Linked DNA regions of Homo sapiens: region 2 is linked to region 1. Evidence: chromatin contacts called from ENCODE Hi-C or POLR2A ChIA-PET data. All regions are on one chromosome and are shown on one strand. Each heading gives the region's core, a stretch centred on a gene start or an enhancer-like site at or near the end of the contact. The rest is flanking DNA. Distances are from core to core; before and after follow the strand shown. Region 1 holds the start of SMG6-AS1 (SMG6 antisense RNA 1). Region 2 overlaps SMG6 (SMG6 nonsense mediated mRNA decay factor).

Region 1 (4,669 bases), core at 2,063-4,562:
CTAATTTTTGTATTTTTAGTAGAGATGGGGTTTCACCATGTTGGCCGGGCTGATCTCGGACTCCTGACCGCAGGTGATCCACTGCCTCAGCCTCCCCAAGTGCTGCGATTACAGGCATGAGCCACTGCACCCGGCCTGTATTATCTTTTAAACCTCACAAACAACTTGAGCAAACAAAGGCTCAGAGAGGTTAAGTAACTTGTCTAAGGATAAACAGCCAGGAAGTGGCAGTTAGTACTTGAACTCACGTCTGTGTAACTATGAAGCCCAGGCTCTTGTCCAACCTCCTGTATTGCCTTGTCTTGCCTCTTGCCAGAATGGCCCTGTTTTTTATACTTTATTTACCTCATTACTTCCTGTGTGTGCTTCACAACTCCCCTGTTCCCCTGGTTCTCCCTTCAGTGTGAACATCGTCTCCTTCCTAGTAGCCAAATATACGTGTACCTTTTGGGATCTTCAGTAACCCTGTCTTGGGATAGTCTCCCCACCAGCACCAGGTCTTGCCATCTGACCATTTGCCAGTTCCCACCTCCCCTTCTCTAAGAGACTTCAGCACACACCTGGTGGTTACAGGTGGGGACAGCAGGCATCTGTGCAATGCTGGCTGATTGATAATGGCCCTCATTGCCTCCTCTAAGAAGAAAACACAGCTGTTGGGACCAGACACATGGAATGGTGTGGTTGCTGTGGGTGGACCAATGATGTTAGCATTTCATCTTGTGACCCAATGACCCTTCAGCTAGCACAGGCCAACCATAGGACTACGGAGGGTTGGATCTGGACACCGGGATTAGAAATGACTGAGAAAGGCCGGGCGCGGTGGATCACTTGAGGTCAGGCGTTCGAGACCAGCCTGGCCAACATGGCGAAACCCCGTCTCTACTGAAAATACATAAATTAGCCAGGCATGGTAGTGCGCACCTGTAATCCCAGCTACTCAGGAGGCTGAGGCAGGAGAATCGCTTCAACCCGGGAGGCGGAGGTTGCAGTGAGCTGAGATCATGCCAGTGCAACTCCAGCTTGGGTGACTGAGCAAGACTCTGTCTCAAAAAAAAAAAAAGAAAAAGGGGCCAGGCGCAGTGGCTCACGCCTGTAATCCCAGCACTTTGGTTGGCCAAGGCGGGCGGATCACGAGGTCAGGAGATCAAGACCGTCCTGGCTAACACGGTGAAACCTCGTCTCTACTAAAAAAAAACACACACACACACAAAATTAGCTGGGCGTGGTGGCGGGTGCCTGTAGTCCCAGCTACTCGGGAGGCTGAGGTAGGAGAATGGCGTGAACGCGGGAGGCAGAGCTTGCAGTGAGCCGAGATCGCACCACTGCACTCCAGCCTGGGCAACAGAGCGAGACTCTCTCTCAAAAAAAAAAAAAAAGCAAAAAGACTGAGAAAGTAGCCTGTACTTAACGCTTTACATAGAAAGAGGCCCAGCTATAGCAGGGGTAGGGAAAGAGTGAAATACTGTTTGAATTGATCCCTTGGACAGTATGCTCCGAGGTTGTCAGGAGATGCATCTGGTCCAAGGATGTGTGCTTTTTCTCACTCTGTCCCCCTTATCATTCAGCCCCTGCACAGGTTCTTTCTTTCCCTCCTCTCTGACCCATGAGCCTCTTTCTCAATTTCATACCAACTTCTTCTGACTCAAGTAGGCTGTGAATGTCTGTCTCCCCATCCTAAGCTACTGCCTGTGTCTTCAGACTGACTGTGCATCCTTGTGGCCAGTTTCGCTCCTGCCTTCTGGAGTCTGCTTCCTGCCAGGAGGCCCCTCCCCCTAGGAATGTGAATAAACCATTTCCTCTGTCCTCCCAGCTCCAGAGGATTCCCTGTGTGGTATTTTTTATTTCTTGTGTCTGAACTTCCATTGGCAGACCCCTTCGTAGGCTGGCCCACCCTTGGCTGCTACAGAATTGAGCTTCCCACCCTTCAGTTTCCTCTGAGGGTGAGTAGTGCATAACTAGAGGTTCCCAGTTTGTGAAAACACATTAGTCTGAGTTAAATTTCTTGTGGCCAATCCTGGAGGTTTGGCTCATTAAAGATGATAATTAACCCATTGCTAATTGACCTCAGAAGCCAGCCAAGCAGCCTGTATTTTACCAGCCTTGGTGTTGGATTTGTAGGCTATTTTAAGGTTTCTTAATAATCTCAGAAAGACTTCATGTTCCTGTCTGCATCTTATTTGCTCTAAGGACATTCTGTAAAATTAACAAGCTATAAAGTTTGATTGAAGGTTTCAACAAATGTGAGAATAATTGGCTCCATTTAGAGAAACAAGAAAAACAACCTGTAAACTTGAGTTTGTGGGGGGAAACCCGTGTGATTGTTCTCTTTAACCAGAGGAGCAGTAGCAAGCTGGACTGTTAAGACTAGAAAAAAGAACTGGCTGATAGTACAAGTTTAAACTCCGATTTCTCCAAACCAAAAATTCAGAAAAAGAAATTTTGCAAAATGACTAGTAACCATGGTTGTGCCTTCCAAGAAGCCTGTTTGGAGAAAACGGGGACCAGGTAACGATAGAGCGAGTCCCTCACTCCCTAGAGCTTGCATCCAGGGTCCTGGCTCTCCAGCCCTTCCTCATATTCCCTGGCTAGATTTGGAGGTTTTCTCCCTTCCCCGGGGCTGCCCTGAGGTGTTAAGTCTTGCAACTCAGAGCACATGAGTATGTGATACCTGGTGCTTAGTTCCCGTTCTCTCTTACCCTCCCTACCTTCATAAAGCAGCATATAGCTCGTTTTCTCTCCCCAACCCCCCTCCCCCGCCGGGCATCTCTACCCACACTGTGCTTGTTCCCTACCGAGTGGCTGTGAAGAGTCACCAGTTTTCAGAGAACACCATTTTTTCTTCTTTCCTTTTTTTTTTTTTTTTTTTTGAGACAGAGTCTCGCCTTGTTGCCTGGGCTGGAGTGCGGTGGTGCAATCTCGGCTCACTGCAACCTCCACCTCCCAGATTCAAGCGATTCTCCTGCCTCAGCCTCCCTAGTAGCTGGGACTACCACATGTACTACCACACCCGGCTGATTTTTGTATTTTTAGTAGAGATGGGGTTTCACCATGTTGTCCAGGCTGGTCTTGAACTCCTGACCTCAGGTGATCTGCCCACCTTGGCCTCCCAAAGTGCTGACATGACATTCGTGAGCTACCGTGCCCAGTCAAGAAACACCATTTTTCTTTACTTCTCCACCTCTCCACCTTAAATACCCCAGAACAGTAACCCAGTCTACTCTCTTGACCTAGAGGTTTTCTCCTTTGTTCCTCGCTCCCCTTGGCTCCAGCCCCTACTTACCCGATGCTTACATTATCTCTCTCTAAGGAACTGAGCCTAGGAGAGAACAGCCTCCGGTATCGCCTCTCCACATCTCACTTTCAGTTTTCCTTTCTGCTTGGTTCTTTGCGTGTGGACTTGATTAGAGTGATAACTGGAGCCCTAAAGCTAAAGGTTTCAGTTCCTGCTGCAGTGGTAAGCTGCCTCCGACAATCTTCAGGGGAAGGGAAAGGGGCTTTCTTTCAGCTCTTCCCTGACCTAAAGCCCCAGTTTTCTTTCCCAAGCTGATTGAAATGATTTGTATGTGATATTTTGTCAATTAACTTGGGAATTCTTGACAATCGCCTACACAGTGCATCTCCCTCCAGAAGGGTCAGGACTGTGACTGAGAAGGTACACCGCAGAGGAGAGGTCCGTAGGCTCCCCAGGGTGTTCCCTGGCTGGCGGCCCTTTTAGTCGCCTCTATCCCCAGTCCAGCCCCACGTGCTAATGTAGCCCAGGAAGGGAGCCTCTCCCGCCCAGCTCTTTCTCCTCTGGAGGATCCAGAGTTTGCCCCCAGAGCTGCGATATACATGCCACTTACATTCTCTGGTTTTCATTGATATAGAGTGGAAAAATGTGCTCACGAGCAGAGTTAACTGTGGGGATGATGTCACAGACTTCATCTGGAGTCCTTCCTCTCCAAGCAGGGAGTCCAGCTTTAACCCCTCTCCTACCAGGAAGTCCTCCTAGACCAAGCAAAGATCATCTTGGAATTGGCTTTTTGTCAGTGGTTTGAAAGGCTTCTTTCATTATGAAGTCTCTTATTAACTGTATTTAAACTGTCTTGTGTTGCTTTTTCCCTGACTCAAGTGCTGGAGGCTTTGTCTAGGAGAATATTCCCGTAAGTCTCCTACAGAACTCCAGCATCAAGAGAGCGGTGGTCCTCTCCCCAGTGGGCTTATTCCCCCCAAGTTAAGACAGAATGCTTTTGCAGACAGGCCAGTGAGCTACAGACAGAAGGTTTCTCTGTGCCTCTGGGCAAGCCCTGGACATTCTGCCTCTCAGTTTCTCCATCTACTAAAGAGCTCAGACTGTGCACTTCTCACTCCCACAGTACACTTTACACAGCTTTGACCATCCTCCCTGCTGCTTGGATTGCAAAGGACAGGGTACTCTTCCAAAAGACAGACAACCTTTCTCTCTCCAAACAGGTAGAATCCTTTCCAGGCCTGTTAACACCAGGTCAGAGACCCCAGTAGATCACAGCCTTTTGCATATCAGCCAGCAGTTGTCCTTGTCCTAGAGAAGGAACTAATAGCTATGACAGACACAATCCCCAAGGAAACCAATTTCCTTCTAAATGGGGCGGAAATGAAAACTGGGAGAGGGCTACTCCTCGTTGCTTGTGTCCATGGAATAGGCAATTCC
Region 2 (4,594 bases), core at 1,125-3,624, 190 kb before region 1:
AAGTAACTGTAATGGTGTGCCAAATATTCTGTTAAACTATATGCATTATATAATTTTAATCTTTTTGGGAGCCATATGTTGTAAACATTTCCATTTTGCAAATAAGGAAACCTCTCTAGGTTAACGTGCTGTGTCATACCTAATAAATGCAAGACCGAATTCAGACTCAGGCACTGACCTTAGAACCTGCACCTCTAGCCATGCCAGGTGAATATAAGATAGGAGTTTTGAAGAATGGGTAGACGCTGGGGAGAGAGAGAAGCTAGCATTTTAAATGTATTTTGAAACAGTTATGGAAAACATTGAAAATGTACATGAAGTTGGAGAAAAAGTGAGAAAGCCTTTTGGATATTCTTTCTGCCTTTGTTTCAATGTTTTCCTTTTTCCTTCTTTCTGACCCACTTCCTTTTTCTTTACTTCTTCTTTTCCCTATTAATTGCTTATAAATAGACTTGCTGAATTTCTTGAATAATATCCATAAAATGTTCAACTCAGCTACTTATTTATTTTAAAAAATTATCAATAACAATGGCAACATCATTGATTAAGTACAGTTAAGTGTGAGACAGTGGACAACACTTTGTAAACCTGAGGATACTCCTCCATTGGGTATTATTACTCCCATTGTAATGTTGAGGATATAGGAACTCAGGAAGATTATTACATAATAATGTAATAATCTTGGAGTCTTTTGTCCAAAGTTTCCGAGTCAACTCCTGGATTAGCCAGTATTTGGACCAAGGTCTGTCTGGCTTGTAATTTCGTGATTTCATTATAGCATACTGACTCTCTGATAAGAACAGGAAATATAAAGTGAATTGAACATCATGCTTTTTCTAAGAACAAGATGTAATTTCTGTTTATATTTTAAGAGCCTGTTTATTCCTTTCTCTCCTTATGAGTACTTGGTTCTTGGAGCACCTCTGCATGTAAGATATAATACTGTGCAAGAAGAGATCTGTGATGTAATTGCAATGGCTTCTCCTGTGGATAGCATTTCTGATTTTGTTGTTGGGATTCCTCTCAGTTTGGGAGACAGGCTGGGAGAGATAGTAGGGTTTCCTGAGTCAGCTGCCTCTTGCTGGAGTTAGGACGAGAATTGGTTGACTGAATGTCTCTGGCCTCTTTCCACAGAGGAGGAAGCTTGACGCTGTCTATTACTATATGCGCAGTTTAGCTGCCAGCAACCCTATCCTGACTGCCAAGGAGAGTCTCATGAGCTTGTTTGAAGAGACCAAGCGGAAGGTGAGTGGGGATGTGGCAGAACCCTTCCTTCCTCGAATAGTGCATTTCCCTGAGTGTTGGTGTGCCCTAGCTCTGCGCACCGGCAGGATCGTAGCCAGTGAGGTTTATCCAAGGTGCAGTTATTGCTCAGTGTCTGTGTGTCCTCGGGGAATGACTCATAGTGTCCTTAAATGGTCCCATCAGACTGTGCTGGTGGGTAGTTGGTCAGCCCCTGTGCAGAACAAAACTGTGATCTTCAGGAGAGCTTTCAGGGGCCCTTGGATGTACATGTACGTGCTCTACAGCCTTCAGTCTACAGAATTAATAACTATATGAAACAAAGCAGATGACACTCTGCTACTTTGGGACTGTGGTACAGTATTTTTATTGTCAAATAAATACCGGTGAGGTGAGGCTTTTCTCTTTGTAAGCTGAGTCTCAGGAAAGTCTGAGCTCATGTGTGTTTTTTGTTTTTGAGACAGAGTTTCGCTCTTGTTGCCCAGACTGGAGTGCAGTGATGCGATCTTGGCTCACTGCAACCTCTGCCTCCCGGATTTAAGTGATTCTCATGCCTCAGCCTCCCGAGTAGCTAGGATTACAGATATGCGCCACCACACCCAGCTAATTTTGTATTTTTAGTAGAGACAGGGTTTCACTATGTTGGTCAGGCTGGTCTCAAACTCCTGACCTCAAGTGATCCGCCTGCCTCCGCATCTCTAAGTGCTGGGATTACAGGCGTGAGCCACCACACCAGGCCATGAGCTAATGTGTTTGTATGTTATATAGGCAGAACAGATGGAAAAGAAGCAACATGAGGAATTTGACCTGAGCCCTGACCAGTGGCGGAAAGGAAAGAAGTCTACTTTCCGGCATGTTGGAGATGACACCACTCGCCTGGAGATCTGGATTCATCCATCCCATCCACGGTCTTCCCAGGGCACTGAGTCTGGGAAGGATTCTGAGCAAGAGAATGGGCTGGGCAGCCTGAGTCCCAGTGATGTAAGTTCCTGAGAATGATGCAATGAGCCAAACTAGCTCAGTAAGCCTGGGTGCCCTGGTTCATACAGCTGTGAGGCACAGATACTTCCCACTGATTGCAAGGAAGACAAACCACTTGAGGCTCCCTGATGGTCTTTTCCCTTCTCATGTACGCTTCCTTTATCTTTATTATGTACTTCCCTCTCTCACCACTATGTGTCACTGCAGAATTTAGTAAAAGTAGGATTAGAATTTTTTTTTTTTTTTTTTTTTTTTTGCTGCTTTTTGTTCAGCGTCATCAACATGATGCTTTAGGATTCTATGTGGGATTTTGTACTTATCTTTTCCTCTTGGTTGACCTTATATTCCGAGAATGAACTAAAGTAGCATGGATAGGTTAGTTAGTCTGATTTGTGATGGGCTTTCTATGGGATATCCTCTTATAACTCTTGGGCGGGGACTTTTTCCTTTAAGCCAGGAGAAATGACAGTAGAAAAATCACAGGCTTGTTTAGAAGATTTCTCCTCTTCATTGACTCAGTAAGTAATTATCGACAGTGTGCCAGTCACTAAAGATAACAGTGAACAAGATCTCTTGCTGTCTCAGTGCATTCTAGTGGAGGACGCAAGAGACTTAACATTGTAATTACTTCTGTTTTTGGGGTGCACACCCAGTATATGAGAGCACATAGCCATGGGACCAAAGCAGCCATTGGTCAATTGAAGTATAAAGAACAAGTAGGAGTTAGCTTGAGAAGGAAAGGGAGGTGGTAAAGTGATTCCCAGGCAAAGGAAATAGCATATGCAAAGGGCTGAGGCTGGCTGGGGGAGAGAGAGCACGGTAGGTGGAAAACTGCAGTGGCTGGTTCGTTGCGCCTTAAGGGTAAAATTCACCCAGTGGGTGGTGTAAGCTGGGGCTAGATGTTGAAGGGTCATATGATAAATTATTTGACCTTTATCCTGAAAATAGTAGGAAGCTATTGGATGCTTTAAATAGGGGAATAACATCTGCTCTTCAGAAATAAACCCTGGCCGCTTTGTAAAATGTTTGGAGAAGAGTAAGACTAGAAATAGGAGACAAGGAGGGTGCTGCGGTAGTTCCAAGTGAGATATGAAAAAGACTTGAACCAAGAAATGGCTTTGGAGGTGGGAAGAAGTGAACAGACACAAGTCATATTATTACAGTAGAATCCAAAAGACTTGGTTGAACGTGGGGAGCTCAGGGAGAAGAAAGAGTCAAGGTCTGGTGTGGTGGCTCCCATCTGTAATCCCAGCACTTTGGGAGGCCAAGGCAGGAGGTTCGCTGGAGCCTAGGAATTCAGTACCAGCCTGGTCAACAAAACGAGGCTTCTGTCTCTGTAAAAAAATTTTCAAAATTGGCTGGGCATGGTGATGCGGGCCTCTAGTTCTAGCTACTCAGGAGTCTGAGGCAGGAGGATTGCTTGAGTCCAGGAGTTCAAGGATGTCATGAGCTATGATCCAGCGTAGGTGCCAGAGCAAGACCCTGTCTCAAAAAAGTCAAGAATGAGCCCAAGAGCGTCAAGGCTGCACCACTGCACTGCAGCCTGAGTGATGAGTGAGACTCTGCCTTCCAAAAAATAAATGAATACAATCAAAAACAGGGTCGGTCTCTGTTGCTCAGGCCAGAGTGCAGTGATGCGATCGAAATCCTGAGTTCCAGTGATTTTCCTGCCTCAGCCTCCTGAGTTGCTAGGACTACAGGCACATGCCACCACACCCAGCTAATTTTTTGTAGCGATGGAGACTTGCCCTGTTGCGCAGGCTGGTCTCAAACTCCTGGCCTCAAGCAGTCCTCCCGTGGCCTCCCAAAGATCTGGGATTACAGGCATGAGGTGTATCATGTCTGTCCCATTTTATTTCTAATTATACAAATAATAGATGAATATATTTTTGGTAAAAACTTTAAATTCTTGTAGGTAGACTACAACGTGGTAATTTGTTTTCTAAACTATTGATGAAACTATATATTTTTAGTTTGTACATCATCCTTGGGTAACTATTACCCTTAATTTTCTTTAAATTTAAATCTTTGAGTTTGAGCTTTTCATTTTAGGCTACCAGCCCTCGAAGAAATCTGCAGTTTCTGGCCTGACGCGGTGGCTTACGCCTGTAATCCCAGCACTTTAGGAGGCCGAGGCGAGCAGATCACAAGGTCAGGAGTTCGAGACCAGCCTGGCCAACATGGTGAAACCCTGTCTCTACTAAAAATGCAAAAAAATTAGCTGGGCGTGGCAGCGCACTCCTGTAATCCCAGCTACTCGGGAGGCTGAGGCAGGAGAGTTGCTTGAACCCGGGAGGCGGAGGTTGCAGTGAGCCGAGATCGTGCCACTGCACTCCAGCCTGGGCAAAGAAGCCAGACTTTGTCTCAAAAA

What was found. Hi-C counts contacts between places; a loop is a spot of excess contacts on that map. ChIA-PET counts read pairs that join two places held with the same protein, here RNA polymerase II (POLR2A). Pooled maps may share reads with other maps.
Region 2: a loop to region 1 is called in a map with no recorded cell type, with 4 times the contacts of the local background. The contact joins the enhancer-like site here to the promoter of SMG6-AS1 in region 1. A Hi-C loop is called at or near these places in 1 of 168 maps with a recorded cell type or tissue (ascending aorta), 1 of 37 single-sample maps with no recorded cell type and 8 of 50 pooled maps. POLR2A ChIA-PET finds 5 or more read pairs at or near these places in 8 of 52 experiments (AG04449, CD8-positive, alpha-beta T cell, activated CD4-positive, alpha-beta T cell and 5 more).

What each region holds. Positions count from the first base shown.
Region 1 is chr17:2,088,381-2,093,049 of GRCh38, reverse strand. SMG6-AS1 (SMG6 antisense RNA 1) reads right to left here and starts at 3,312. Exons shown (of 2, transcript NR_199038.1): 1 at 3,281-3,312. All of the region lies in intron 13 of SMG6 (SMG6 nonsense mediated mRNA decay factor), which reads left to right. RefSeq lists enhancers at 3,181-3,260, 3,291-3,390, 3,411-3,510, 3,521-3,700.
Region 2 is chr17:2,280,276-2,284,869 of GRCh38, reverse strand. SMG6 (SMG6 nonsense mediated mRNA decay factor) reads left to right here. Exons shown (of 19, transcript NM_017575.5): 7 at 1,135-1,245; 8 at 2,011-2,223. Among named protein-coding and RNA genes, the nearest start is that of SMG6, 21 kb to the left of the region's middle. Within about 2 kb of position 2,374, at least 2 of the 41 ENCODE cell types and tissues checked have a DNase peak (open chromatin) inside an H3K27ac peak, as active enhancers do.